3 separate regions of the Mus musculus genome follow, and all the other regions are linked to region 1. The links are chromatin loops, found by intact Hi-C in ENCODE. Cell type or tissue: heart. All regions are shown on one strand. Links, peaks and the distances in the headings refer to the core of each region. The heading gives the core; the rest is flanking DNA.

Region 1 (10,302 bases), core at 704-8,703:
CCTTTTTTGAAACTTAGGGTGAGAACAAGATTGGAACTGAGGTCAAGTTTTATTGAGACATAATTCTGAGCATGTGGCAGGCCTAACCAGTAAGAAATATTCATTTACCCTCTGCATGGTTCTTTGACCCAACAGGAGCGGTAATCATGTGTTAATGGTCCAATGAACGGAGTGGCCACATATCTCATAATCCACAATGGTCCTTGACCTTATTTTTCCCCAGGAGCTAAAGCCTGTATTAAAAGCAGCACACATTTCCCATGGTTCCCTTCTGCACACACCCCCTTCCCTGCTCTAGCCTGCCTGACCTCTGTCCTCTTGCTGCTGTGATGGCTATCTTAATTTTTCCGGCTCAGTTGCTGCCTTTTAATTTGGGTTCAGATCAGCCCATCAAGAGGGAGAGAGGATGCTTTTCTAGGTTTAACGTCACAGTGCCAGGACTGGCAGCACAGGTGGGCATCTCTTGCCCAGCTCCTGAAGCCTGATGCTGTAGTTGGAGGAGAAGGGGTGTTAGCACCAGCCACAGCCTGCAGATAAAGCTTGGCGCTTACTCCAGTTGTGGCATCGGCCTTTTGAGATAGTTGCGATCATTCCTCTCTCCATCAGACCAAGCTTCTTCAACTGTTCCCACTTGGGACTCCTTTATGCCTGAGAGACTTCTACGTGACTCTGGGCACATAGCTATATAAAACAGGTATATCAAGCATTCACTGTAATAGCCGAGTACGGTGGTGCACAGCTGTAACCCGTAGCACTTGGGGAGTGGAAGCAGAAGTTCTAGAGGTTTGAGGCTATCTTTAGCTACATAGTGAGTTTAAAGTCAGCCAGGTCTACCTGAGGGCCTGTCTCACGAAACATTTAATAGACCCAGGCCTAAGCCAGAAGAATGAGTCTGGATCTGTCCAGGGAGACACTGGGATAACCCAAGCAGTCACGGGGAGGGTAGGGGTGGGAGGAGAGCAAAGGGCCATGTAATTCATAACACTGTGCAGGCCTGAACTAGAACAGAGTTGTTGGGCCTGCGTGCCGTGGCGACACGCACAGGGTATGCTGTATGTTCAGAGCCAAACCTGCAGTGAGGCCACATGACACGTGATTGAATCCTGCCAGAAACACCTCAGATTCATTACATGTTTTATTTTGGGTTTCATTTTTTTTTCCCACCCACTGCCTGTCCAGAGACATTTTACTGGTGGCAAGTTCTCCGTGACCCCGTATTCAGTCATGTGAGCCTATATGAGGCTGTGTGTGACCCACAGCTAAGCTGGGTCCGGCCAGCAGGGCAAAGGCTCTGCCTCTGGTTGGCTTGGGTGTAAATTGCTACAGTCCTCAGAAGCTGGCAATTGCACAGTGTGGTGCTAACCGTTTGAAATGGTTGTGCCGGGGACCGTGGTTTCAGGATCCGGAGTAAGCAGCCACCATCATCTGGTGGCTTCCTGCACACGCTGCAGCTGGCACGCAGCTGGTATGGCTAGCTGTAACCCCAGGCATCTTAAGGCTGCCATTAGGGAGTCAAACTGTCCCATCCCACGCTGATTTACAGGCAAACGTCATAAGGAGTGCTTACAGGAACAACTAGAAGAATGCATCCTACTATTAGCAGTGATTTCGAACAGATTTTAAACCGTGCTTCGACAATACTTAACACCTGCCCAGCCCCCCAGGGAGAGGTGGGTCCCCACTCACCCTCTTAATAGGGACAGGAAGTTCTCAACTGAGAGTCTCTCGTCATTTGGAGAATGCTAAACTGCTCTATTCATGTGGGGCAACTCAAGTTGGTTTTCAATCCAGAAGGGGCTCCCCTGTCTCTTCCTTTTTTTACATATTTTTCTTTTTATATCTTTTGGGTGCAGTGGGCACCAAATGCCAGAATGGTAGAAAATTTGTCACCTGGGGAAATTATTTTTGTTTTGTTTTGTTTAAGTTTTCCGTCATCTGACCTTGGAAAGCCTTCCATTTTTTCAGTCCTCAGCCTCCTGTGTCAGATTGGGGGCTGGGATGGGATGTGCGAATACCCTTTCAACACATGTGCTTGCCTCCAGGGTAGGAAGCCCAGCACTGGGGGGAAAGCTGGAAGGAAATCCCAGCATGGATGGTGACTTTATTTTCCTATGTCATAGCTGAAGAAGGACCCCCAGAGCCAGAGGCATTCCTGGATCCAGAGGACAAGATCCCAACCAGCCGTAAGCCTGAAGCCCAGATGGGGACACCCAGGGGTGACAAGGGGAGAGGGTGCCTCACTAGGGGCAAGGACCCAGGCCTAAGCCAGAAGAATCAATCTGGACCTGTCCAGGGGAGACACTGGCGTGATCCAAGCAGCCAAGAGGATGGGAGGGGTGGCCAGGAAAGCATCCGAGGCCTGAGGAGGGAAATGAAGGAGATTTTATTTTTAGAGTGGGGAGATTATAAAAACAACAGGCCAGAGTAGAGCCCAGCATCAGAAAGCAAAGGATTTCCTGACTGCAGAGTATGCAAGAAGCTATGCTTGTTTGTTGTTGTTGGTGGTGGTTTTTTCCAGGAGACCTTTAGTAAGGAGCCTAGCTAAGGGTGTGGGTAGAAGGGCTGGTCTTCAGGCTTCTAGCAGGTTGCCAGGGACCCAACCCCCTCTCTGTCCTCTTAGACCTCTACTCCGCACCGAGCTCCTGCCAGGGCCGCTGCCGGGAAGCCTACGACAAGCACCACCCTTGCCACTGTAATGACCGCTGCCCAGAGTTTGGAAACTGCTGTGAGGATTTTGACAGTCTGTGTGGTGGTGATCATGGTCAGTCTGCTCCGTCAGCCTAGCCCCAGACACGCGGGAAAGGTCTAGAGTTCTCTCAGTGTAGTCCTTGGACCGGCAGCAGCAGCTGAGAATTCTTAGGAGAGGATGGTCCAGACCTACTGCTCAGAAACTCTGGACTAGGCTAGCCAATCGGATAAGCCCTCCAGGCGATTGTGATGCCTGCCTCGGTTTGGGAGCCTTGGTGCAGAAGGGTGATATGGACATTCTGGGCACATCATGGCTGGGGCACGTGCTGGCCTTAGGGGTCTTTTACCGTCCCGCCCTCTAACTACAAAATACTGGGCGGTGTTCCGCATCACTAGAGTAAGCTTCCAGAAGGGGCCAAGAGGGGGACAAGGGGGACTCTACTGATCTTTAGACAGTTGGTGCTCTGCCTCTCTCTAGTTCTCATGCCACCTCCCAATTCCTCTCAGAGGGTTTCTCCCACAGCAGCGATGCCGTCACTAAGGAGGAGCTTGAGAGCATCTCCGAGACCATCTACAGGGTAGATACCAACAAAGCCCAGAAGGAAGACATTGTGCTCAACAGTCAGAACCGGATCTCCCCATCAGAGACGGGGAACCAAGTGGATCGAAGCCCAGAGCCGTGAGTGCCCCTCACCCTGTCTCTCCTTCACCCTCACTTCCTTTGACGCCTTGGCTCTTTGTTCCTCAAGTCAGGCAAATGCACAGGGAGACGATGTCCCTCTGACATGGACAACTGGTGTCCAGAAACAAAGAAATCACCTTGAGCTTAGGTGGCTGTATAGCCAGGTTCCTGGGGCTGGCCTTCCAAGAGGTGAGATGGAAGGAAACAGACCTCAGAGTTGGCTGTCAAAAGTAACTCAGTCCGGGGATGGTGATGCACTCCTTTAATCCCTGCACTTGGGTAACCAAGGCAAATGGATCTCTATGAATTCCAGACCAGCCTGGTCTACGAAGTAAATTCCAGGACAACCAGGGCTACATAGAAAAACCCTAACTCAAAACCCCAAACCAAACTAAACCACAAAAACAACACCCAACTCCCCAAAACACCTCAAGTTGCCCCTAGCTCCTGAAGCCATCTCTGTGTCCTGCCCCTGGTCTTTCTGGAAGATTGGAGGAGAGTTTCAAGTGCACATTCAGGTCTTTCAATGGGTCTCCATCCACTTACCCAGGCTCTTCACTTACGTCAACGAGAAGCTGTTCTCCAAGCCTACCTATGCAGCCTTTATCAACTTACTCAACAATTACCAGCGGGCCACAGGCCACGGGGAGCATTTCAGTGCCCAGCAACTGGAGGAGCAGGGTGTCTTCCTCAGGGAGGTCATGAAGACGGCTGTCATGAAGGAACTCTATAGCTTTCTCCATCACCAAAGTGAGTGAGTCTTCTCTGCTGCTCAAAGCTGTGGGGTAAGGTGTCTCCAGGAGAAACAGACGCCGCTGAGGTCTCTGTGGGAGTGGGGGTGGGGTGGGTCAGGGTGTGAGAGCAAGCAATGGGGACTAGTAACATCCAGAAACGGCCACAGACAAGCCACTGAGATCAGGGCCCTAGCAGGAGCAGAGTGGCCTTCTGGCTTGCCTATAGTATGTATCCCATCTTTTGACTGGATGTCACATATCTTGTGAGTTGTCTACCTTCTGAAGGGGCTGAGGGTCCCCATCCCCAGCTCTTCTCCTACTCTGGGCATTTTTCAGTCACCTCACCAATCCCAGAGTCACGTTAGAAGCCATGGTTTTGGGTCCCCGCCACCTCCTTCTGGGCAGTAACAGGGAACCAGCCAAGGCTCAGAGAGCCTGTCTCTTGGTAAGAGGTCTGGCTGGACCACCTCAGATACAGATTCATGCAAATCAGACCAAAAAAGGTTTTGGCTTTGGAACTTCTTGGCTCTGGGTTCTGTTTGTTAGTGTGCTCCAGATTCCTTTCCTGAACTCTGGCAAGCTGGATTCTGTCTCAGACGCGGATCAGTATGGGTCTCCGTGGCTGGCCCTGGGGACTGCATGCAGGCAAACCTGTCTGCAACCTTAGACAACAACAGTTACTAACTGTTGTTAGAGGTGAACCGCGGGAGGGATTCTTTAAGATACACGCAATCCTGGGATGCCCCCTGGTGCCTGCTTTGCAGTAAACACACAAGAGACAGGCATGCCGGTGTTTCTCAACCTTCGGAACGCTGCTGCCCTTAAATACGTTCCTTATGTTGTGTCAACCCCCAACCATAAAATTATTTTCCTTGCTACTTCATAACAGTAATTTTACTACTGTTATGAATCATAATGTAAACATGTTTTTAGAGATGATGTTTGCCAAAGAGGTAAGGTTGAGAACCACTGGGCTAAGTAAGCCCTTGGTTCTTAGTAAGAGAACCGGAAGTCTAGCCAGGCCGAAAGTCCTAAGAGAACAAGGGACCGGAAGCCGTTTTCCAATACTTAGCTCAGGCTTCGCAGCACTCATCCCCTCTCCCTCACCCTGGATCTGCTGTTCTGTTATGTTTACGAAGGCTCCGATGGCTCAAGCCAGCATATCTTTAGAGCTTGAGATATTTGAATATGGCTGAAAATAACTCAGGTCAGACAGACTTGGCTTGAGTTCTGTTACCACCTGTGTGATTGTGGTGTTATAGTGTCAAGGAGCCTCCCAAAGTCCACGTTATTAGAAACGTAATCTCAGCCAGGTGGAGGTGGTGGTGGTAGCAGCGGTGCACGCCTTTAATTCCAGCACTCGGGAGGCAGAGGCAGGCGGATCTCTGTGAGCTCTGAGCCAGCCTCGTCTACAATGCGAGTTCCAGGACAGCTAAGGCTCCACAGAGAAACCTTGTCTTGGACTCCCACCAAACAAACAAACAAACAAACAAATCCCATAGTCTCTAGTGCCCTGTGTATTAATGGTAACTAGAGGTGAGAACTTTGGGAGCTGACTCAACTTCAGATTCATGGATTATCATTTATTATAGACTCCACCTCTCTTTAGTATACCGGCTTCGCCTGGCCCTTCTCAGATGCCAGCACTCGATATTTGATTTCCTAAAGTCCAGAATGTGAGTTAACCAAACGGCTACTCAATATAAATCATGTGGTGGCAGGGATGTGGTTTGGCGGTACATGGCAGACCTGCGCAGTTTGGATGTCACCTCTCCCAGTCTTATCTGTGACAGGAGGTCTTTGAGGACTGATGCTTGCGGAGCATCAAAGAGGAAGCCCAGCAAGTACTAATAAGGGTAGCTATTCGGTCTGTGAAGCCGGTCTGTTATCATGTCTACTCAGGCTTGTTTCCCGTCAGCGTTCTAAGTCCTTGAAAGGAGAGAATATTCCTGGTATCTGTTTTTGGATCCTCCACATAATTCTGGAAGTCCCTGATTTAAAACTTCAGCTCTGACCTTCCCCCTTGGGGCCCAGTGGCCCTCTCAACAACTCCACTCAGCTATCTGTTATTTGCATAACACGGTGTAAAGAGAAGGAACTCACTGTTCCCACCTCTTCCCCAGACCTGCTCCTCCCTTGGTCTTCTCATCTCAGAAACATTGCCATAATCCATCAGCTCTCATGCCTGAAGCCTAGGAGTTAGGGTGTGTGTGTATGTGTATGTCTGTGAGTGTGTGTCTGTGTGTATGTATATATGTGTGTTTATTATGTGTATATGTGTGTTAATATGTGTGTGTGTATATATGTGTGTTTATTATGTGTATATCTATGTATATATCTATGTGTATGTGTGTATGCGTATGTTTATTATGTATGTATGTATACATGTATGTATGTATGTGTATATGTATGTCTATGTGTCTATAGTTGCCCCCTCCCCCCAAAAAACCCTTCATGTCTATTGTCTTGTCCATTCATGTCACATCCACTGTCTTAGATTTCTGTTGCTGTGGTAAACGCCATCGCCAAAGACAACTTGGAAAGGAAAGCATTTATTTCATCTGACACGTCCAGCCCAATGCTGAGCAAAGTCAAGGAGGAAACTGGAGGCAGAATTTTGCTAAAAACAAAACAAAACAACAACAACAACAAAACACACACACACAAACCCAAAAAACAACCATGGAGGGCCACTGTGTCCTGGCTTGTTCCATATGCTCTTTTAGAGACCCCAGGATCACCTGCCCAGGGACAGCACTGCCCACAGTGGGCAATCATCAGTTAAGAAAATGCCTTCAGGCCAATCTGACAGGCACTATCTAGGTTGAGGTTCCCTCTTCTCAGATGACTCTAGCTTGTGTCAAGTTGATCAAAAACCAACCAGGCCATTGTCTACCACAGAGAACCTGCCATGATGTAAGAGTTCCATCTTCGAAGCCATATTCTGTGGGGTCAAGTGCAGTGGCTAACAGTGTGTGTCCTCTTGCATGAGTTTTGTGACTTTTGTCCACCTCAGTTTCTGCATCTCCAAGTTCAGGCTGACAAGTATCATTAGTTATGTGAAGATTCAGTGTTGCTACAGATTCACTTGGTACACTACTGTGCATACAGCTAGTGTGAATGTGGCTAGTGTGAATGCGGCTGGTGTGAATGTGGCCAGTGTGAATGCAGCCCATGTGAATACAGCTAGTGTAAATGCACCTAGTGTGAACGCAGCTAGTGTGAATGCGACTAGTGTGGATATAGCTAGTGTGAATATGACTAGTGTGAATTCAGCTAGTGTGAATGCAGCTAGTGTGAACGTGGCTAGTGTGAATACAGCTAGTGTGAACGCGGCTAGTGTGAATACAGCTAGTGTGAACGCGGCTAGTGTGAATACAGCTAGTGTGAACGCGGCTAGTGTGAATATAGCTAGTGTGAATGCAGCTAGTGCTCCATAGAGCTGTGTTGTTGGTGTATTGTTGCTAGAGTAATATCTCTGGAGTAGATCTGGCCTTACTGCTGTGGCTTGAAGGATCTGGGTGCTGCTTCCTTCTCTGACTTGACTTTCTCCCCTCCTGCTCACTGTCTCCTGGAAATGTCTCCTCGGATTTCTGAGTAGAGAAATCCTTATCCTGCAGGTATCTGGTCACTAACAGCCCCCCTTCCTGGCCCAGCTCCAACTCCTTTGCCTTGGGAGGTAGGGGTAGGCAGAGCTCTGTGAGTTCAAGGCCTGTCTGTTTTACATATCTCATTCCAGAACACACAGGGCTTCTTAATGAGACCCCATCTAAAACAACAACAAAAACCCAAACCCTAAAACACACAGGTTTGACTCCCATCTCCTCCTCACGTTGTTATAGGGTAGATTTTGTACTAATCTGAGACATTAGTTATTATTTTTGTTTATTATTCATGTCTTCCCATGAAAAGCAAGCTGTAGAGACAGACCCTGTATGTGTGTGTGTGTGTGTGTGTGTGTGTGTGTGTGCGCGCGCACGTGCGCGCGTGCGCACGTGCTCATGTGCACACATGCATACTCCTCAGCCCATTGACCATGTATAATGAGTGCCTGGCCATACCTGCTGAACCCCTGTCTCTCTTGATGCTCTGGAACAGGTATCCTTCCTTGCTTCCCAGGACCTGACCCACCTCCTTCCTGAAGAGTTCTCTGTTTTCTTTCCACAGACCGTTACAGCTCAGAACAAGAGTTTGTGGACGATTTGAAGAACATGTGGTTTGGGCTGTACTCGAGAGGCAATGATGAAGGGGACTCGAGTGGCTTTGAACATGTCTTCTCTGGTAGGCTTCTCTGCTTGGACGGGAAGAGTGGGAGGGATAAAGATGTCTGCTTCGAGTCTGCACAGCCCTGAGCATTGGTTAACAGGCCACCAAGCCACCGAGCAGAGAGGGACTCCCAGGCCAACTGTGAAGGCATCTGAGAAGTCATGCTGAGGAATGCCAGTCGCTTTAGAATATCTAAGAGGGCAACACCAGCCTTGAGTTTCCAGGGTTCTGTCTAGTGCGAGCATGTGTTTACTGGCTCATCTGCCTCTGAGCAGTTCTCTGGTTCTATCACTTGCTTAGGGACTTCCTACAGAGACAATTGTGTCCCTTCATCCCTGAAAGTTCCTACAGAGCCTGGCTTGATCCTTCACAAACAGTCAGAGGAATAGGCCAGGGAGGTGGATTGTCTAGGAGAAAGGAGTCTCCTGAGGTCATGAGCCAAAATAGAAAGGACAAGCATATGAGGGTGTCAGGCATGGTGCCAAGTAAACGGGAGAATATTCTAGAAGTCAGAGCCTGGGCATTGGAGACAGGCTTGGCGTGGAGCAGTAGAAAGGGGATTGTGGAGGAGAAGATGGAAAGGGAGCCCACACCACCCACCCACCTTGGACTCTTCATTACAGGCGAAGTGAAGAAAGGCAAGGTCACTGGCTTTCATAACTGGATCCGCTTCTACCTGCAGGAGAAGGAGGGTCTGCTGGACTACTACAGTCACAACTACGACGGGCCCGTGAGTACCTGGGCTGGAGGAGCCTGGGTGGTGCCTGGACTTCCTGCTCTTCCCCTGCCTTCCAAGCAGTCAGACCTGCTTCTCACTCTGGCCCTCACAACCTCCCAACAGGGGATAGGGACATCACGTCCTCATCTGTTAGAGAGCAGATTTCTACCCCAATACCAACAGTAAAGTCTCCAAACCTGCTGGGGACAGGAGGCAGAGGGCTCCAGCTCCCAGGGGAGGGTCAAGGTCAAGGGTCAAGGCTTTAAAGTAGAGAACAAAGACATGCATCCCCCACTCCCACCTCCACCCCCCACCCCAGCCTGGATGACCTTGAAGGGTGACCGGAACGTTCAGCCTGGCTAACTGAGCTAATCTGCATGTTTCATTTGAAACTTTTGCTGTCCTAAACCAGAAAACGATTTGGGGGCAATGAACTGATCTCCTGCATGTGGAGGGCCATAGGGAACAGGTGTCCCTGTATTCTGGCTTGAGCCCGTGGATGTTATAGTGACCTTGCAGCTCGTAGTTTCAGACAGTGGGTCTGAGCAGGACTCAGACACTCTGCACAGTAGACTGTCCCTTCTGTCTTTTTAAAGAAGCCAATGTCTCCTCATAGACCTTCATACATACTAGCTGAGTGTTGGAGCCTGCCTGGTTCTGTCACGTAACCTTGGCTGTCCTTTCCTCTGCAGTGGGACTCCTACCCCGATGTCCTGGCCATGCAGTTCAATTGGGATGGCTACTACAAAGAAGTGGGCTCGGTCTTCATTGGCAGCAGCCCTGAGTTCGAGTTTGCCCTTTACTCTCTGTGCTTCATCACCAGGCCAGGCAAAAAGTGAGTGCTGGGTGACCAAAGGACTGTGGCAGGAGGGGTATCTCCGACTGTTGTCATCCAGGATAGCATCAGGAGAATGTGAGTCTGCTGGGGCACTCAGAAACCACTGTTCTCCCCTTCAGTGGTTAAGTAGTTAGATTAGCCTGGAAGTGGCCAGTCTTCATCGAGCAGTGGAACCATCTCCTGCCTTTTTCCCTCCTTTAGTGGAGCATTCGAGAAGCCAGCAGTGTGATTGCCCTGCCTCCCTGAGCCTCCCTGGGCCTCCCCGGTCGGCACATGAGGCTGTATGGGAGAACCAGAGAGTCCCAAAGAGAACAGTTGATAATAACTGGTCTCTGTCATTTGAGAACTTGTTTTGGGTCCTAATACTTTTTGTTTT
Region 2 (10,302 bases), core at 1,438-9,437, 230 kb before region 1:
TTCTTTTTCCTCTTCTCCAATCCCAAGCCAGAAACCTAAACCCCACCTGTCTTAGTCAGGGTTTCTATTCCTGCACAAACATCATGACCACGAAGCAGTTGGGGAGGAAAGGGTTTATTCAGCTTACTCTTCCACATTGCTGTTCATCACCAAAGGAAGTCAGGACTGGAACTCAAGCAGGTCAGGAAGCAGAAGCTGATGCAGAGGCCATGGAGGGATGTTACTTACTGGCTTGCTTCCCCTGGCTTGCTCAGCCTGCTCTCTTATAGAACCCAAGACTACCAGCCCAGGGATGGTCCCACCCACAAGGGGCCTTTCCCCCTTGATCACTAATTGAGAAAATGCCTTACAGTTGGATCTCATGGAGGCATTTCCTCAACTGAAGCTCCTTTTTCTGTGATAACTCCAGCTGTGTCAAGTTGACACAAAACTAGTCAATACACCACCTATGTCTCTTCTGCCCAGCAACTGGCTGATGGCAACTTTATTTACCAATCACAATTAACTGGAGGCAAAAGTTACTCTCTCCTCTTTGGGGCAACTGGTTTTGGGGTCCCAAATAAGCATTAGAATACAAGCACCATCAGGCCAACCCATTATGATAAAAGGCTAAAGCCTGTTACTGGGTAGTAGATAGAGGTATGTCTGGATTTCAGTTACTTCTCTGGGGGGTCTCAGGTAGAGATGGGAGGAACAGAAGAAAGGACAGAAGAAGAAGCCGCCACGAGAGAAGATGGACCATGAGCACGTGGCCAGGAGAAACAGCAAGCAACAAGGGACATGTGTCTGGGATGTGAGTTAGAATAGCTCCAAAACCTGCCCAATCTAGGCGGACAGCTTGTAAAGAAAACACCTGGATTGTGTGTCTTTTCTAAGGGCTAGCTAGAATTTACAATTCATTCACAGGAAGACTAGCCTAGAATAAATACCGAGGGTTGGGGTTTTCTTCAAAGGCTGGGAGCACAAAGCCTGTGGTCAGGAAGAGGCAGGGGTTGGGGTGGTGGGCCAAGAACGGGAGCCTGGAACATCACCAGTGGAACCCCGAGGCTCTCTGACTGTCTGCTCCTGAAGATGTGGCTTGGACGGAGAGACCACACACCTGGGCCAATGCTCGCTCGCACCGGAAGCCAGGTGTGTAGCAGACCCTTAGCGAGTCCTTGCACAACTCCCCAGCCTGGAGGCTGGCCAGCGTGGCCTGCGGGATCATTCCTGAGTCTTCTGAGAGGCTTAATTGGCTAGTACATTCCAGAGGAGACAGCGTTCATCTCTCACTGGTGTCTGGCTTCCAGCTTTGTCTCAATAGCCCAGTTATTAGCAGTGGGGTTATGGTAGACGTGAGCTCACTGGGGCTCTCTGGGTGGCCAGGGCAGAGTGGGGGGCCACCCGAGCATCTCCACACTTCCATCCTCCTCAGTTTCTCCACAGCCATCGTGGGTGCTAGCCCCACGGACTGGGGATGGTGAGGTCCAGAGAGTAATCCTCATCCTAGAGAGCCTAGAGGTCAGGGAGGACCCTGCTCATCACAGAGTACCCCCCACTCCTTATGTGGATGCTGTGGAATTCTAAGCCCCTAACAGTCCCCTGCCCTGATGGGGACTAAGGACCCACACTTAGAAATGCGCTTCAGGGTACTTCATTCTGCCCCTGTTGTTTATCCACAGATGAGAAATGTATGTAAGACCAGATGACACTCAGCAAGTATAACACACAGGGACCGCTGCTTCCTGGTTGCTGGCCATTACAGAAAGCTCTGCCTGCTCGCACATGCTCAGAGAGCAGAGCCTTAGCCCCACGCTGGAGCCGCTGGAGCTTCAGCTGAAGGGGCACAAAATCCTTTTGCAGTTGTTTGAATTGTCAGTTTCTCAAGTGCACCTGAGATCTCACAGCCCTCAGCTCTGGTGTCCCCAAAGTGAAGGCCATAGGGCAGTTCTTTAAGGGAAGGGAAGGAGGGGACTATAGAAGGGGGGGGGTAGAGGAGAGGGAGAAAGGAGGTAGGGGAAAGGGAGGGAGGGTGAGGGAGACAAGAAAGAGGGGGGGAGGGAGGGGCCGCAGGGAGGGAGAAAGGAGAGGAGAGGGAGGAGAGGAGGGGGGGGGAAGGGAAGGGGGAAGGGGAAGAGACAGAGGGAGCAAGGAGGAGGGGGAGGAGAGGAGAGGGAAGGGCCAAGGAAGGGAGGGAGAGAGAGAGAGAGAGAGAATGAGAGAATCTTCTACACTTAGGAACTCTGCAGCCATAGAACCCAGGGCAGGAAACAGCTGCTCTGCCTGTTTTCCCTGGGGAGGTAAACAAGACACAGGGCAGCCATGGCCCCAGCTGGCAGGGACAGAGTCCCACCAAGGAACAGACAACACTTTCCAGGCCCCTTCACCCACCGAAGCCAAGCACCCAATCAGTCTGCCAAACCAGGTTCCTCAGCCCCTTGAGTGAATGGGCAGAGCTGAGTACAGGGCTGGGAAGGAGGCAGCCTTCCAGCCTGGCATGGTGGCACAGCCCTACCTAGCTCAGGGGTGTGCCCTGTGTGGCCTAGCTGCAGGTGGGCGCTATGGATTCCTCCACATCCTCAGGGACCCAGAAGAAATCCTATTTAACTAAAAGTCCAATTCAGAGCCATCCCCCAAGTGGCTAGCCTGGGCTTTAAACTCCTTGACTATTTAAGGCCAACTCTCCCTTCCCAAGGTTCCCCAAATTCTGGGACATGCTCTTTAGAGCCCAGGAGGCAGGCCAAGGAAGGACTTCTCTTGTTTTTACCATGGTACACTGAACTTTCAGCATCCCACAGGTCTCTCTACTCAGAGCCCAATCTCCCCGGCAGGCGGAGCTGATACTGGGCCCGGTGAGCACCTGATGTCTGGTGTGGTACAGTCACTCCCCTGGGAAGCCCTGCCCACTTCCCACAGTGATGCTGAGGCTGCAACCTTCACTGTGGCACGTGATGCCCAGCCTGTCCACGCCTCATCTATGTTCCCCATGCTTTGCTTGGGCTCCCTGGCAGCATCCATGAGCACCGAATACCATCCGTCCCTGTAATCTGCTAAAAAAGAAACATTCGTGGAAAACATTTTAAGGGATTGGATTCAAGAAATTAAACTCTACCTCACACTAATCAAAGAAATCCAAAGGGCTGGCTTATTTCCTGGGAAGAGGAGACAGAACCTCACGCAAGACCCAAGCTGTAACATCTTACGATTTTCTAGCTAGTTGACCAAGGGGACAGCTAGCAGATCTACAAATGTGAACTATACCCAGGGCAAGGGAGGTGCCGCCACTATGTGGGGCTTGGCAGAGGGGCCAGGGCTTAGCTTTAGGACCTTTCATTGCTGGCAATGAGGACCAAACTCTCTAAGGAGAATTGTGAGCAAACTAATCACGTGACTTTAAAGGCTGTCCCTTCCTCTCCTTCTAGATGATAGTCAGGATTCCCCGGTGTGCAGGGCTTCACAGCTGGCACTCTGGGGTAAGGTGTGGAAAAAAAAAAAGGCTGCCTGCATTGGTGAATTTTGGGGACTGTGCCTGAGGGCCAGAGGCAGGCTCCCTGGATTTCACCTCTCCAGAGAGGGAAAAAAAGCCAGGCATTTGGCTAGCTAATTTTACTAGTAAGTATTTCCTATCCCAGAATTCCTTTTCTCACTGTCAGGGGCAAACACAGTACTAGAAGCCCATCTGAGAGTCACCCAAAATGTACAGTGAACCCTTAATGTGTTGACTTCTGTCCAGGATAGTGAACTTCCAGGCTCAGTCAGCAAAGCTCTTGCCGACCCCCCCCCCCCCAACTCCGACCACCTTTTCCTGAGAGCAGCCAGGCAAACTGGATACACTCTGAGAAAGTGGACAGAGGAGGAGGAGGAGGCAGTGGCAAACCCAGGAGTGTGACGAGGCGTGCAGAAGCTCGAGCAGTAACTAGAGATGAAGGGCAGTGACGCACTGTGGGAGGGTTTTGTAAAGGAGAGTCCCTGTCTCATCCTCAGGTGTCCTCCACCGCTTCGTTCCACAGTGTGCGGTGGCTATCGGCTCCTTTGCATCCTCTGCCTAGGCCCTGGACAAGTGTCAGAGCCTTCTTGGCTGGATAATCTCTGACGTGACTAACTGTGCTAATTTAGTGGGCATTATGGGTCAGGCGCTGAGACAGGCGCTCCAACATGTCATCTTGTTCCATCTTCCCTGGGTGGCCTCTCCCCATCTAACAGACATGTGCGCCTGGTTCCCAGAGTGATGGGGCCACTCCGGCACACACGATTGTCATATAAGGACCACAGCATCTCCAGCATGTTTTCAGTCCCTTCCCCTTTGTCCAGTGGGTCTGGTGGTCTAGTCTTGTGTCCTTTTGTAACAAGGAAGTCTCATCACCTCCTCCTTCTCCATATGAGGCGGGGCCTTTGGTGGCCCCTCCCACCCCCAGTGTGAATCCAAATCCTACAGAGCCTGAGGTGGTTTCCTCCCACTCTGTCCTCTTCCCACTCACCACATGCTCCAACCACACAGCTTCCTGAACATGCCTGGGGCCAAATATTCTCTCCTCCAGGTCACCCTACCTCACCTCAACTGCCTAATTTCCCTATAGACCCCACACCCCAATGTTCTTTACACAGCTGTCAAAGCACAGCCCCTGTGGTTGACCAAATGTACCCCCTGCCCTCTTCCACACACATGCATGCTCACAATCTGCACATGCGCACACAGAGAGCACACACAGAAACACTCCCACTGTGCTCACACCAGGCACTGCCCAGTTAAGTGTTGCTGTTGTGACGTCGGGTCTGTCTGTGTTGGACCCTGTCCCTCTAGCTCCCGTGTCACTTGGTTAGCCAGCCAGGCTGTGTGTCCTGTTGGACTGGAAACTCTTTGAGGTCAGAGATGATTCCCAGAAGAGCCTGCCAGAGAATAGGACTGGGTAAGTCAGCGCTCATTGAGAGAGAGAGAGAGAGAGAGAGAGAGAGAGAACCTTGGAACACGGACAGTGACACACTTAAACACGGTGTCCCCATCACATGTCATGTTCCTGGGACCCACTGAACAGTAATTGAATGAAAGGTAGCCAAATCGAGAAGAGACGGGACTGAGGGCAGAGGGCAGTCCTGGAAGATTGATTGGACTCAAGACTGCCGCGCAAAGGAGCATACGCCATTCCTTGTTTCATCCACCAGAGGGCGCAGGAGGCTAGCAGACAGCGCCTCGTCTCAAGATGCAGACTGAGTACCCCTCCTCAGAAGGGTTTGGGGAAGCGGCACAGTGAGGGCGAGGAAGCCCACACAACACAGACTTTCCTGCAGCAGCGGGCCAGGGGCTGGCCTGATCTGTTCTGGCACAGTGGGGCAGGAAGGGATTTTGGTGCCTCTGGCAAAGTCACCTTGCAATAGGTAGATTCTTGAAGCCAGAGGCTACCGCTGAGATCTAGTCAGTCCAGGACTGGGAAAGGGCTTGAATTCCTTTACCCATGAGGTCATGAGCCATGGAGAGGTTATTTGCACAAAGCTTGGTAGGAGCCCACACACACACCTTGAGCTAGTTAAGGCCAACCCTGCCTGGGAGCCCTGACTCTCATTCTGAGCCTTGTGTTCGGCCCTGGGACCCAGTGGGGCACAGCACAATCCTTGCCCCCCAGGCAACAGACAGAACTCTGCCAGTGTTAGAATTGCAGGTTCAAGAGCTTGGAGACCCAAACATGAGTGCTGGCCCAGAAAACCCCAGCAGCTGCCAGGCCCTCACTGTCCTTAACCCTTTCCATGCCTCAGTAGGCTCTTGGGGAGCCCTGCTGAAATCATAAAGTAAGTTAACCCACAGAAGCCTTTTAGGGCCGTGCCTGTCATTCGGTGGACATTAAATAAAGGTCAATTATTTTTACTCTGCCAAGTCTTGGCCAACAGGTCCTTAGAAGCTTTCGTCTAAAGGTACCACATGGAGCTAACAGGTTAGTGTCTTGACATTTCTGCCATCGTTTTGGTGTTCGTCTTGGACATCCATTTAGCAGGGCGTTTGTGGCTAGCTCTCAGGTGTGCAAAAGGACACTGTTCATCCCGTGCTCCCGGAGCGTTTGGATCTGAAAGGGTTTGTGTCCAGAGGTGCTAGGGACCTCAGAAAGGTCACAGAGAAAGAAGAGGAAGGCAGAGAGGGAAAGTTTCTAACCCCCTGGCCCAGGATACCCTCCCAAGTCCTGAGGCTTAGAGCTGTGTGGCTAGTCTGCTGGCCCAACCATCCTAAACGAGACAAGTTGAGGCTGTAGGAGATGAAAAGAGCCCAGGACACCAGAGGTAGGGTTAAATGCCAGGGCTGTACTGCCATGGCTGGGTACCACCTGCCTGAGCATCTTTCTCAGATGAGTATCACGTATGGGTTCCGCACAGCTGGGAGGATTTCTCATGCTGGATGCCAGACATCGGATGATAGCCCTATGGGTTCCGTCTCTGCTTCATCTCTCTAAATCTGCCTGTGAGCAGAGGGTCAAAAGGCTCACTGTGTTTCCAGATGTGGCTGTTGTTTTCTCTACAAAATTCTAGGGAATGCTGCTGACCCTCTCCCAGGAACCATCTCACTCTGAAATCTCAGGCTGTTTATCCAGGAGGCTCTCAGTCTGTGCAGGGGTTGGGGTCAGGATTGGAGATAGCAAAACCTAAGGATGTTCCTGTCCCTTATGTGAAACGGTGTGGCCACTGCAAATAGCCCACGCAGATCCCGCGTGCATGTAACTATCTCTATATTATATGGTATATAATATATAATGAAATATAAGTGATTGTTCTACTGTATTGTTTGGGAAATAATAACAAGAACTTTGTTTCAAATGTGATCGGTCCTCACAAGGTTTTGCTCCTGTGTTGTGCATTGGTGTCCATGCACATGGGTGGGTGTGTTCGTGAATGACGGAGGGAGAAGTTGGTGTCTTTCTCCATCATTCTCCCAGGTCATCTTTAGAGATAGAGTCTCCATTGAACTTGTAGCTCACTGATTGGCTGGGCTGGCTGGCCAGTGAGCTCCAAGGGTTTGCCTGTCTCTGCCACACTAGGGGTTAAAATGAACCATTATGTTTAGAAGTGCCTAGGCCAGGGTCTCCTGGGCATGCCATCGTTAAAGGGTCTGCAACTCAGCCTAACTTTCTTGTTAAGCTCATTATTTTTTTATTCAGGTGGCTTGTCCTCCTTGGTCTGATCACAGGGCCTGGTACTGGATGGCATCTTTACTGGCTAATTGTGGAAGTAGGGATGGTTCTCTTGTCCTCTGCCCTGGCCTGGGTGCTTCCTGCACAGCCCTACAGGACGCCTGTCTCCAAGGCAGAGGCTGGTCCTCCCACAGACAGCCGAAGCCCATATGTAACTTTCCTTGGCAGCTCCCACGTTCCAGACTAACTTTAGGGTTTGTTTCCAGCTGCGGTTAGGTTTTTCTGTTTGAGAAATATTTTAAGCAGCTGGTGGGGAAGGGATGGAGAGGTGGGGAGGGAAAATAAATGAGCGTGTGAAAGGAAGATTGTCTGCATGGCTTGAGCTGCCCCTGCCCACAGCTCGGTCTCTGGTGGCAAAGGGAAGGGACGCTGGTGGCTTCAACGGCCGGGAGAAAGACTCTGTGCCCTCGGCAAGCACTTTGTAGGAATGCTTTCACCAAGGGCTTGAATCTTGAGTGTGTGAGAAATTAACACACAGGAGAAAGGTAGATGAGACTGAGGTTAGACACCAGGAAGAACTTCCGACTGTCAGAATAGAGTCCTCAAACCACGGGTATTTTACCCAAGACACTGTCTTTCTTTAGAACCCAACTTCCTTCTCTACCTGCATTCTGTAAAGGTCCAGACAGCCCCCTCTCCAGCCCTGCTCCTCATGCACCTTATAACATAAGACTTCCCCTTCTTCCCCATCCTCCTGCCCTCAGGCCCATCTGCTTCCTCTTCCCTCTTTACCCTGCTCTCCACTGCAGCCCTGAACTCTGGGGTTGTCTGAGGAGACCTCAGTCACTTCTCAGAGGCAGACTTCCTGAGCAGCCAAGGACCTGGATCAGAAGCCTTGGCCACTCTACAGGAAGAGGGTAGGCCCACTGCCCTTTGATGGCTCGGATGGATGGCAGAGACAGAGCCCCACAGAAAACCCAGGACGGGAGAGAAATTAAATCAGAGTTAAACAGAAGCCGAGTCAGAGAGAAACCGAGGGAAAGTCAGCCGTGGAGGAGGGAGTGGACAGTCACCAAGCAGGCCCTGGCTGGCCCACATGGACATTCCTGTGGCCTCTGATGGCAGGGTGGGCTCAGCCCTGAGGGCTCCCTGGTGCCAGTGTGGGGCCCCCAGCATGGGGGCTTGGGCCGGGGTGGTAGGAGGGCCTGCCCTCCACAACTTGGTTCTTCGAGCGGTGCCTCCACTTGGCCGGGGAGAGCCTGTTGGCCAGGGTGTAGCCTTTATGCAGGCCTAGCTTAGAAGCTGTGAGAAGCTGTGAATGGTGAGAGCTCCTCACAGTCTAGGGGAACCTAGTAAGAGAAGGCTGGCTCTAGGAGGAGGCAGAGAATCTCTGTCTGAGGACCCCTGGCAAGCAAGAGGGGAGGCTCATGCAGCCAGAAGTGCTGGTGCTGAGGACAGGGAGAGGGGCCACAGCACTGGAGAGTCTGGGGCGGTGGCGAGTGTGTGTGTGTGTGTGTGTGTGTGTGTGTGTGTGTGTGTGTGTGCGTGACAAAGAGGCTGCCCAGGTCAGACAGTGGGCTGCAGGGCAACCTAAGCTTAGCAAGTCAGGTTTGCAGTGCAAGAGGGCTTGCTCTGCCAGCAGCTTGTCCTGGGGACTAGCTGTGGGGAAATTTGAGGGTGATTTGAGGGGATTAGCAGCCTTCCTTGGCTTCTCCTAAGCGATCTACGGCCTCAGGCTCTGCTGCATTGCTGGGTAAGCCCCGCCCGCGAGGGACCGGCAGCCTCTGAGTCTGTAACATCTCTTGCTACACAGTGGGTTCAAGTCACACAGCCCTGCTGCTCTCAGACCTAGGAAGCAGGGATAAAAGCAAGCATCCTAGAGGCTCCCTGCAGGGAGCAGGCGTGGGACTGTGTGCTTCCTGACACCAATCTGCATGTCTCCTTCACACTGTCTTCTCTCACTGTGAAGCAGCGCCCATGTGTAATACACCTCTATGTACAGGTTAATGAAGCATCACAAACGAAACCCTATGTTCTACTATTCGGGCCAAGATCGGCCATTGCCTCTCACCAGAAGTCCCTGTGTGTTCCCTTGATTTTATCCCACCCGCTGGTACTCTGGCTTGAGAGCCTCATTTTCTTGTTTATCTTCCAAAGCACTTAGGGTGTCTTAGATAATATCGTCTTCGGGTTTCACAATGGCCTTATTATTCCCATCTTATAGATGAGAACACTGAGGCTTAAGAGACATTGAAATAACTAGCCCTAGGCTGGCTAACAAGTAGCAGGAGTAGGAGGTCCTAGTCAACACTGGCTGGTGTCGAGCGTGTCCTTGGTCAGACAAGAGTCTACAGGACACTTGCACACAGGCACCCTTAGCTCACCTAGAACTTCCAACTCTCCTGCTTTGTGGGAACCTCGTAATAAAAGACGGAAGTCTAGGGAAGATAAGGTGGAGGTTAGGAAGAAGGAGAAGATGGAGCTGGTCAGGATGGGACTAGTAGGTGAGAATGGTTTGAGTCTGGGGGGACACATTTGAGAATGTCTCGGGTTATGGGCATGCATTGAACTATGGGCGAGGACTGTGGGTATGTACTCAGCACCCAGGACTGTGGGTATGTACTTAGCACCCAGGACTGTGGGTATGTACTTAGCACCCAGAACTGTGGGTATGCACTGAGCACCCAGAACTGTGGGTATGCACTGAGCACCCAGGACTGTGGGTATGTACTGAGCACCCAGAACTGTGGGTATGCACTGAGCACCCAGGACTGTGGGTATGTACTTAGTACCCAGGACTGTGGGTATGTACTGAGCACCCAGGACTGTGGGTATGCACTGAGCACCCAGGACTGTGGGTATGCACTGAGCACCCAGGACTGTGGGTATGCACTGAGCACCCAGGACTGTGGGTATGTACTGAGCACCCAGGACTGTGGGTATGTACTGAGCACCCAGGACTGTGGGTATGTACTAAGTACCCAGGACTGTGGGTATGCACTGAGCACCCAGGACTGTGGGTATGTACTAAGTACCCAGGACTGTAGGTATGTACTAAGTACCCAGGACTGTGGGTATGTACTGAGCACCCAGGACTGTAGGTATGTACTGAGCACCCAGGACTGTGGGTATGTACTGAGCACCCAGGACTGTGGGTATGTACTGAGCACCCAGGACTGTGGGTATGTACTCAGCACCCAGGACCGTGGTTATG
Region 3 (10,302 bases), core at 1,484-9,483, 65 kb before region 1:
TGGCCCTCAACCTTCCTCCGAGGAATGGGTTCGCATCACCCCGGAGCTCTGGGTGGAGAAAAACAAACATGCCTCCATCTATCTTGGCAGAAAGCCGCAGCAGGCCAGAGGAAGCCAGAACCCTAATCCTTGCTTTACCCTCCATGATCTGGATTTTATTCCAGCAACCTCCACAGAAGTCTTCCCTGCCCCTCACGTTTTCACCTGCAGGGAGTTGGTTGGGTGCTTAGGATCCTTAGGGGTGCTGATGATTGAACCCAGGGCTCTGTGCGCATGCACGGGGCTGGCTGGCTTTACCCGTAAGCTCCACCCCCGAGTACGTGGGCTTTTGTTATTGAGCATTTCATTGCAGGGATAGTCCAGTTCCTTCAGAGACTTGTCCAATCGCCTCACACAAGAGGTGCAACAGCCGAGTTCTAAGATCCTTTCCCACTTGAGGATTCTGGAGTCCAGCTTAGGAGGGGAAGGTGGTCAGAGCAGTTCCTCTGTGGCTAAGCAGTTTCCGGGTTAGAAAACGCTAAACTAGGAAGTGTGCAGACCACCACTAGGAAGCCATCTCAGACCACCAGCCCGACCCAGGGGTCCCCCAAACCCTCACCTCCACATACGCCCAGAAGTACTGAGAGCAGGAAGAGAATTAGGAAGGGGGCTCAGGTGGCCCTGAACCCACCTCCAGCCCTATACCCAGGCCTTCTGCAGGGCAGCATGCTCCAGCTGGAGGGCTCATCTCATCCTGGCCCTCCTTGGAGCGATACGCCCTCCACAAGTGGTCACCCAACGAGGAAGTGTCCCTCCCAGGTCCCCTTCTCTACTCTTGTGGGAAGCAACTATATTCTGCCTTTCTCTGTTCCCTTTCCTGAGATACTGGGCTCCGAGATGCCTGGTCTATACAACTTGGAGCAGAAAGGACAAGTCCCCAGCCCCAACTGGCTGCAGCAGCAAGCTAGATCTCACCCTGGCTCCCTCTGCTTTCTCCAAGGCTAGACCTGCCTAGGCTCTGGGTTCCTAGGCCTGGTAAGAGAAAGCACTTCCAGCTGCCCGAGGGAGCCTATAGAGTAAATACAGGCATTTGGTATAGGAGTCTGAGAACACACCCCAGGCCTGTTGCTCTACCCTGAGGACAAAGGAGACCCAGGGTGCTAGAGGGCCTCTCCATCAAAGCTCAATTGTGAAGAATGGAGATGTTTGGATGTGAGGAACAAGTACTTTCCATGGTTTCTAGACACAGAGCAGACATGTTACCTAGGGCTCCCAGTGCAGAGCGGGGTGGGGGTGGGGGTGGGGGGGGTGTCTGATGAGGCCTCTCCAGCAAACCCACACTTTTTTAGGCCACTGCCGTTTTGCAAAGTCACTTCCTCCCAGATTCCTGCCAGGATAAGAGTAGGTCCCCACCCCCAGATGCTCATACATACCGTGTTCCAGAAGCCAGCATGCCCGACAGCCACAGTTGACCAACACGGGCAAAACCCACTAGGATGGACCCTGTGACTCAGCAATTTCTGGGCTGCAAAATGCTGAGTCAGAAGTGGAGTGCTTGCAAGTCAGAAAACCTGCTGACATTCCACCCTAAAAGAGGAAGGAGGGTGACTGCCTGTGGACCCCCCTGCCCCAACTCATGCCGGGTCGGGAATGAGTGCCCACCCGCCCCCTCCACCAAGCAGTTTTGGCTCCTCACAACCACCTCAGGTTGCCAATGTCCAAACAACCTGGGAGTTGTGTGTTCCTGTCCCAGCTAATTGTGGCCACGTGCCTGTCTCTGAAGGCAGCTTCGAGGCTAGCCTGCCTCAGGTCAGGCAAGGGTGTCAAGGAACTAACAAGCAGGGTCACAGGGAGGCCCTTGTGGCTGCCAGGAGTGGGGGCTGGTACCCTCCCTCCACTCTTTGTTGTTGTTATAAGACAGGGTTTGTCTGTGTAACCCAGGCTGTCCTGGAACTCAGAGATCCACCTGCCTCAGCCTCCCTTGAGTATCATTCCCTCCTAGCGATAAGCAGCCAGACACAGCTTGGGAGAGTGGACAGTAGCACTCAGCACTGCACGTCCAGAGGGGAGTCTCAGTCAGCGGCATCTCCTGCCAGCAGGCACTGCCATGCCTCACATGGCTCCCTCCACTGGCCTGACTCTGAACCAAGTCAGCTGACCCCAGCAAAGCTTTTCCTCCCTCCAGCATCCAGAGAGCTTATCTCAAGCCTCAGCATCCAGCCCTGGGCCAAGGCAGTGCCTTCCAAACCTGGCAGCAGCAGGGCCAATAGGAAGTGTGGAGGAGGGCAGTAGAGGGGAAAGGCTCTGTGCACAAGTAGGCTTGGGTGCTGGCTATTCCAGAAAGGTCAGGAGTCCACAGGTGCCCCCCACCCCCCAACCCATACAGGGCTCGAGAACTCCCAGCCAGAGCATCAAACCCAACCTTCATGGTGCCCCCAGTCTCTTGCTTGGCACGCCTTAGGTTTAGGAGACGTGCATGCCCTCTGATAAGGCAGAAACCCCACCTCCGGCCCTCTCTCTCTCTCAGAACGGCACTTGGTGCATTCAGAGGCCATGAGTGAATTTGTTTTGGTTTTTTGAGACAGGATTTCTCTGTGTAGCCTAGGCTATCCCAGAACCCACTCTGTAAACTAGGCTGCCCTTGAACTCAGAAATCCGTCTGCCTCTGCCTCCCGAGTGCTGGGATTAAAGGCATGCACCACTGCTGCCCAGCATAAATTAATTCTTTCGAGTTACTCCATTTTTAGATCTTTGGCCAAGGATTTTAGCCATGGAATAAATGTTGTATCTTAAAACGTTTTCCTTACACATACTTTCGCCATACATATTACTTCATGTGGCTGTCGTACTGTTGGGTTAGTTTCCTCCATAGGGCTTTTAATGCCTTTAGCATGCCAACCTGAATCCTTCTGAGTTCTAGGGATGGAAATCGGGTCGGCCAGGCTAAGGCTGAGCCATCTTGGGGGCACATCGTGTGGCTGTTGAAACCCTGGACACATTATTTATTTACCGTAAGCCTCGATTGATTTTTTTCTAACTGTAAAATGGGCACAAATAATGTTACTTCAGAGGACTACTATTAGGATTAGATGACATAAGGAGAGTAGATTTGTTTAGCCCAGCAAAAAAATATTAAATGATGATAATACGTGTAAATAATATATTTGGCCTTCACACAAGAGAGGCTAAACGGCGTGACCCAAAATTACACATTAGAGAGCACGGCTGGGCCTTCGCCACCTCCTCGTCCCTCAGGGATTAGCAGATTCCCACTGGTTCCGACCAGAGCAGATGGACACAGGTGTAAAGGGAATGTCCAGTGACACCGGGTCCACAGTACAGTCCTGGTCTCGGCAGAGGGCCTCTGGGGCTGGAAGGGGGCTGGCTGATGGGTTTCCCCACGAACCCCACTTATTATAAGAGATGCGGTAATCCCGCACAGTGTGCGTGTTGAGGGAGCGAGGGTGGCCAGGAGATGGGCGCGCAGAGGACGCTCTAGTGGACACGGGGTGGAGGGTAGATTCACAGGGTGCGGGGGACGCAACAGCCCTGGAGCCGCAGAGCTGTGCGAACCACAGGGGCGGGCTGTGGGCACCCTAGGTCCCGCCACGTTCATAAGGCGCCAGGTCCCAGAGGCCCGGGCACTGCCCAGGAACCCGGGCCTGCGCTGTCTCCAGTCTCTCTGGAGTAAACAACGCTCCCACCCCCGGGCAGCGCCACCGCAGCCGCCGCGCGCAGCCCGCCCCGATCACCCCGCGTCCCCCGGGGATACCTGCGAGACCCCCCATCGCCGCAGTCCCCGGTTGTCGGTAGACCACCGTCCAGACGAAGAAGATGGAGAAGCCGGCTACCGAGCTGAAGCCGGAGTAGGCGGCGCGGAGGCCGAGCTGCAGCCGGGACGGGGCCATGGGGCAGCGGAGGAGCAACGCCGCCGAGTCACAGGTGCAGGGCCCGAGCTGGAGCCCAAGCCCCAGCCCCAGCCCGAGCCCGAGCCAGAGCCGCTGCCGCCCGGCGCTCCGCCCCCAGCCCGCCCCCGGTGCCAACGGCACAGCGCCCTCCCCGGCCGGAGGCCGCTCCCGACACCGCCGCTTGGCAAAGGCCGGCGACCCCTGGTGGAAGGGCAGGGTCCTGGCCTCATCCCCAGAACGCCACCTATCTAGCCTTGGCTGGCCTAGAAATACCGTCTTTACCGGAGCCGGCTACAATGATCATTTAAAAATATTTTGTATATGTGAGCACACTGTAGCTGTCTTCAGACACACACCAGAAGAGGGCATCCGATCCCGTTACAGATGGTTGTGAGCCACCATGTGATTGCTGGGTTTGAACTCAGGACCTTTGGAAGAGCAGTCAGTGCTCTTATCCGCTGAGCCACCTCTCCAGCCCCAATGAGCACTTTTTAATTTTTAAAATACTTTTGAATTTTTTTTTGAGACGTGGTGTCTCCACGTAGTCTTGTCGGTCTTGGAATTCCCTATGTAGGCCAGGTTGGCTTGGAACTCATAGAGACCCTTCTGCCTCTACCTCCTGAGTTCTGGGATTAAATTTTGAATGGGAAGTTCAAACTCATTAAAAGGACAAGTTAAGGCTATAGAAACTAGCCAGCTGTGGTGGTGCATGCCTTTACACTGGTAGAGGTGGAGGCAGAGGGAAGCAGATTTCTTTGAGTTCGAGGGAAGCTAGACCCAGTCACAAAAGTCACAAACCAAAACAAACAAGGAAAACCCATAAAACTGCACATGATGGCCCACACGTGGAATCCTGGCAATTGGGAAGTGGCCGAGGCAAGAAAACAGATCTGGGGAGCTAGTTTGATTCCCCAACTTGCCCGAAATTAAATAAGTAAAATAAAACTTGAAAAAAAATCTAAAATAATATAACAACAATTAACATATTCATTCTTTTTACCAGCCAGGTGGTGGTGGTGCTCACCATTAATCCCAGCACTCACTAGGCAGAAGCAGGTGGATCTTGGTGAGTTGGAGCCTAGCCTGGTCTACAGGGGTCAGCCAGGGCTACACAGAGAATCCCGGTCTCAAAAGACCAAAATAAGGGGAAAAAAATCTTTCTATCCATATTTCGAAGCAGTGGGTTTCCTTCCCAAAAGTTATACACACAGCACAAGATTGCTCCACACGTTTGCCACCATTTTAGTTTATTAAATTAAAAAGTGATCGTTGGCCAGGCAGTGGTGCCAAATGCCTTTAATCCCCGCATTTGGGAGGCAGAGAAGGGCGGATTTCTGAGTTCGAGGCCAGCTTGGCCTACAGAGCGAGTTCCAGGACAGCCAGGGCTACACAGAGAAACCCTGTCTCGGAAATTGTAGCTGACTCTGATAAAGACGCATTTCCAGGCCCGCCTAGGATCAGCTAGGTAGATGAGAGTCTGAGGATGAGCCTAGGACCCTACCCTTCCACCAGGGGTCGCCCGCCTTTGCAAAGCCGCTGTGTGGGGAGTGGCTGGCCAAACCCACTCGCCTCTAACACTTTCTTCCTTTCCTTTCCTCAACTCTCATGCCCCAATCCCTTGCAAGCCTTGCAAGCTTGCCCCTGCCTCTGCAGTGCATCCACAGCAGAACCGCCCCGTGTCTCCACCAGCTCAGCTGTCAGTATGGACTGCTGACAGGGAAGGTCAAAGCAAAAGCCGGGCTTCTGCACTCTTCAACCCAGAGTCCTCTGGCCGGGCCACCCGGCGCACCCTTAGACCTCACAGTGTGAATAACTAGCATCCTTTCACTACAGCAACAAGTACCACAATTTTAATACATTTAGAAGCATCGAAGCTTTATAGTCCTTAGGTCAAGGATCCAAATAGAAATGTCACTGCACTGAAAGCAAGAGGACTCCCGGGCTGCCTCCCCAGGGAAGCTGTAGGGAACAGCTGTTTGCAAGTTACTCTGCTTCCCGACTGGCGGAGACTCCTCCCTCCCCCTCCTCCCTCTTTCTTCCACAAGGACCAAAGTAACCCAGGATAAACTCCCAGACTCCAGACGCTTAACTCCCTCACGCAGCCAAACTCATCAAGTAGGGCGCTCACAGCTTGTGATGCGGATATCTTGAAAGCTCTGCCTGATTCACCTTTCTAGAAGACCATCTCCATGAGCAGCAGCGGTCCCAGTTTCGGGGCCGCCAACACCTAGCAGAGTGTGAGGCATCCAAACTCCCTTAGCACACATCTGTTGAGCAGATGACTGTGACTGACTGAAGCGAGCATTAAATACCAATGAAGGGGATTTAGGCACAAGCCGTCTAAGGAGGAATGCTCAATTAATTGCCAAGCACGTGACGCAATTCACATTTATCTTCCTTTAAAAATAATCAGGGGGCGGGGCGGGGAGGGGAGCGTCTTTAAAAATATCCAAATTAATGCCAGTGCCCCTTTCGCTGTTTTCAGATTTGAATGTTTGCTGTGACTGGTTGGTTCGGGTTGTTTGGAATCCTGAGACGAGCTCTCACTGTGTAAGGGAGTCTGGCTTCTAAGATCCTCCAGCCTAGGAGGCTGGAGGATGGCTCAGGGGTTCCAGAAGTCCTGAGTTCAATTCCCAGCAACCACAGGGTGGCTCACAACTATCTGTAATCTGATCCAATGCCCTCTTCTGGTGTGTCAATGTCAGTGTGCTCATATACATAATTAATTAATTAATTAATTAATCAAAAATCCTGCAGCCTGGTCTTCAGAGCACTAGAATTACAGTGTGATCCACTGCACCTGGCTTGGGTACGTTTCTAAAACAAGGGATGATTTTTGATGTACAAATTCATTTCAGCCATCTTCTGGGTGGCGTGTGGAGAAGTGAGAGTCACCCAGAGGAACACAGCCTTGAGGTCCAGAGCCCTGCCATAGATAGCCTCAGGGCTGGCCTGGATGGACAATACCCTAGGAATTAGGAGCAGTACATAAGACAACCCTGGGAGGTGAGGCACGCACAGTGGAATGTTCTAGAAATGATAACAATATTTTTTTTTGTAGCTGGACTGTTGGATTTGAGCTAGAGTGATAGGTGAATCTTGTATATCTGTAGATAGATAGATAGATAGATAGATAGATAGATAGATAGATAGATAGATTCCAGAGGTTATGAGGTCATGAGTTCAATTCCCAGCAACCATAAAGTGGCTCACAACCAGCTATAATTAGATCCAATGCCCTCTTCCAGTGTGTCTGAAGACATACATGCACACATGCACACACAATATGTGTGTGTGCGTGTGCGTGTGCGTGTGTGTGTGCAGGGCCTTGCTGCATCTACCTCCCTCCTCACAGCCTGGAGTAACTGTGTTCTAGAAATATCACCTGACACTAACTACTATGAAGAGGGACTGCCCGGGGAAGACAAGAAGCAGGGAGAACCTGTCCTTCCCTCTTCAGTACAATGGTTACTGCAGCTACAAAATGGAGACAGCCAGCCACTGTGCCCACTTCAAAGACTTCTGAGGAGCAGTTGCTGCTTGGCTGACTTCCTGGCACACCACGAGTTCTCAGTAAAAATCCAGAAAGCGTAATTAGTAGCAGCCAAACCCTGCCCTGGCAAGAGCTGCCTCGGGCAGAGACAGAAAGGAAAGAAGAAACTGATTCTGGAAACGTTTAAATTATTTTAACCTAGAAAGTCAGGTGTTCCGTCATTCCCACGGTGGACGGAAGGGAGCGGGGCAAAGTACTGTGAGCGACCGTCCGAGCGTGTTGAGCAGTTTGTATGGAGATGGGCTTGTGCAAGAAAATAACAAGGGCTGGTTATGTAACAGCAGCCTGGGGCCCAGGCTATACAAAGGGGACAAGTCTAGGCTGAAATGTGTGTGCATATGGGAAAATGTGGGTGAAGTAAGGAGCTTTTAAAGGCCTGGAGACTCCAGTACACTCAGAGGTCTGGCTTCACAGTTTATAGACTATGTCTCCTAATAACTCAAAGCCACCCAAAATAACTTTCAGCCACAAAGAAAACAATGTACATCTGGGCTATGCAGTCCGCCCCCCCCCCCAACCCCCACCTCGGGATCACATGTGGCCTTTGAGTGGCTGATAGATGGCTAGTTTGGCTGCTCAGCCAAGTTTTTACTTATGTCTAACTTTAATTAAAATAGTTGCATCTGGCTAAGCGGCCACATATTAGACAACACAGCTTTAAACACTCAGGACTCTTGTTGCTCCACGCCTCTAGAGAGAACAGTGACCCTTCTGAGCCTGTCAGAAGCGCTCAGATGTTAAGGGATTCAATATAGCAAGTCACTAGTGCTGTGGCAGAGGCCATCATCAATATTTTAAGGGGGTCACGTGACAGGAGCTATGTCTTGAGGAGACAAGTTAAACTGTCATATCTAGATTACAAAAATCTTTTAGAGGAGAAACACTCGCAGGGCTATTTCTAGTGGTATGTGGATATATACCACCTACTATTTAATCCCAGAAGTCGGGAGGCAGAGGCAGGCAGGTCTCTGAGTTCCAGGACACCCTGGTCTACATAACAGGTTCCAAGACAGCCAGGGTGACTGTGGTCATTTGAATAGGAATGGGCCCCATAGACTCTTGTGTTTGAATGCTTGGCCCATGGGGAACATGGCTGTTAGGAGGTGTGGCCTTGTTGGAAGAAGTGTGTCACTGTGGGGGCGGGCTTTGAGGTTTTATATTGCTTAAGCTATGCCCAGTGTGGCCCTTAGTCTCCTACTCCCTGCAGATCAAGATGTAAAACTCTCAGCTCTTTCTCCAGCACCACATCTGCCTACATCATCCTGTTTCTATGTTTCCTTTATGATGATAATGAACTGAACCTCTGAAACTGTAAGCCAGCTCCAATTAAATGTTTTTCTTTATAAGAGTTGCCATGGTTATGGTGTCTCTTCTCAGTGATAGAACCCTAGCTAAGAGAGCTACATAAGAGTCTCTCAGTCTCTCAATCTCTCTCTCTCTCTCTCTCTCTCTTCCCCTCCCCCTGTGTGTGTGTGTGTGTGTATGAGAGAGAGAGAGAGAGAGAGAGAGAGAGAGAGAGAGAGAGAGAGAGAGAGATTAAAAAGTGATCACTGTACCAGGCTCGGGTAAAGGCATATTTCCAGGCCCGGCGAGGCCTTTCTACCCTGACACTCTACGTAGATGTATCTGAGCTGAACCAATGCCATGGATTCTTGAGCAATGACTACAGGCAGCAACAGCACAGGGCATTTCTAGGTGAGACTCATGAAGATATCCTATATGTCCTGAATTCCCTCCTTCCACTGTGATGAGCCCAGAGGCTGTGTTGAACGGCCCTGTGGGGTCAGGAGTAAATGATTGGGGCCAAGGCAGTCAACCCCTCTGTCTCCCCAGGTCTTCAGTGGATCCTAACAGTGAGTGTGCCCTGCATATTTATGGGGTTACACCGCTGGGCTTAGGGGTTGCCTTTATCCTCAGCCACTCTGTCATTCCTCTTCAGGCCATCTGAAGGACACTTGTCTTGACTGCCAGTCTCTGAAGTCACTTTTGAACTTTCCCACCAATGTTGGTAACTCCCTTTGGCAGACATCCTGCCTCCTAAGAAATTCCTTCCTCCCTCTCCCCCAAAGACACATTCCGGACATTTCTCTTCCTCCACGGTGCTAGGGCTACATCCACTAAGCTATCTTCCAGAAACCTGAGTTAAGCCCTGCAAGGGCTTCCTTCTCTCTACTCCTTAATTCTCCACAGAGGAACCTCTGATGTTCCCTGGGGGCGAATCCTTGTGGACTGAGGCTACACAACTAAATCTAGGTGTTGCTTGTGAGTCTCCCCTTCCCCTCATGCAAGGCCTAGCAGACCTAGTTGAGTCTCCCCCGTCCCCTGTCTACATCCCAGTGCCACTCACCATCGTGACCCCTGCCACAGCCTCCTAGCTGGCCTCATTTGCTTCTTTTCCTTTGAATCCTATTCCTGCCTGGCGTCACAGCATTGTACTTTCCACTTCACTCCTCGCATGGCTTCCCATAGCTTATGAGTAAACCAACTAACACTTTGCCAGCTCCTACTGGCCTCACTTGCTGGTAGATTTCTTTTCTTTCTTTCTTTCTTTCTTTCTTTCTTTCTTTCTTTCTTTCTTTCTTTTTTCCTTTCTTTCTTTTTTTTTAGATTTATTTATTTTTATTATGTATATGAATACACTGTAACTATACAGATGGTTGTAAGCCATCATATGGTTGCTGGGAACTGAACTCAGGACCCCTGCTTGCTCTGGCCCCACTCACTGTGACCCAAAGATTTATTTATTATTCTATGTAAATACACTGTAGCTGTCTTCAGACACACAGGAAGAGGGCGTCAGATCTCATTACAGATGGCTGTGAGCCACCATGTGGTTGCTAGGAATTGAACTCAGGACCTTCG

Evidence for each region. Hi-C counts contacts between places; a loop is a spot of excess contacts. Peaks named below come from ENCODE experiments on the same cell type or tissue, not always from the same donor. Only the 100,000 strongest peaks of a DNase experiment are listed, where the experiment ranks them.
Region 2: it touches region 1 in a loop (5-fold over the local background); 21 of 42 quality-filtered maps call a loop at or near these places.
Region 3: it touches region 1 in a loop (6-fold over the local background); 34 of 42 quality-filtered maps call a loop at or near these places.

The regions. Positions count from the first base shown.
Region 1 is chr15:97,712,579-97,722,880 of GRCm38, reverse strand. It overlaps Endou (endonuclease, polyU-specific), which reads left to right. Exons shown (of 10, transcript NM_001168693.1): 3 at 2,121-2,183; 4 at 2,621-2,761; 5 at 3,196-3,367; 6 at 3,921-4,120; 7 at 8,272-8,385; 8 at 8,994-9,100; 9 at 9,781-9,923. Among named protein-coding and RNA genes, the nearest start is that of Rpap3, 12 kb to the right of the region's middle. In heart, for the core only: a CTCF peak has its summit at 4,860 (motif pointing left); DNase peaks (open chromatin) are centred at 2,290, 2,450, 3,160 and 4,720; H3K27ac peaks cover 2,210 bases.
Region 2 is chr15:97,947,461-97,957,762 of GRCm38, reverse strand. No RefSeq gene overlaps it. Among named protein-coding and RNA genes, the nearest start is that of Tmem106c, 12 kb to the left of the region's middle. In heart, for the core only: no CTCF peak of the experiment used is centred there; a DNase peak (open chromatin) is centred at 5,142; H3K27ac peaks cover 1,407 bases; H3K27me3 peaks cover 5,027 bases.
Region 3 is chr15:97,778,066-97,788,367 of GRCm38, reverse strand. Slc48a1 (solute carrier family 48 (heme transporter), member 1) reads right to left here and starts at 4,003. Exons shown (of 3, transcript NM_026353.4): 1 at 3,752-4,003. The coding sequence starts at 3,887. In heart, for the core only: CTCF peaks have their summits at 2,113 (motif pointing left), 4,106 (motif pointing left) and 5,392 (motif pointing right); DNase peaks (open chromatin) are centred at 2,137, 4,027, 5,517, 5,867 and 1 weaker place; H3K4me3 peaks cover 3,255 bases; H3K27ac peaks cover 3,477 bases.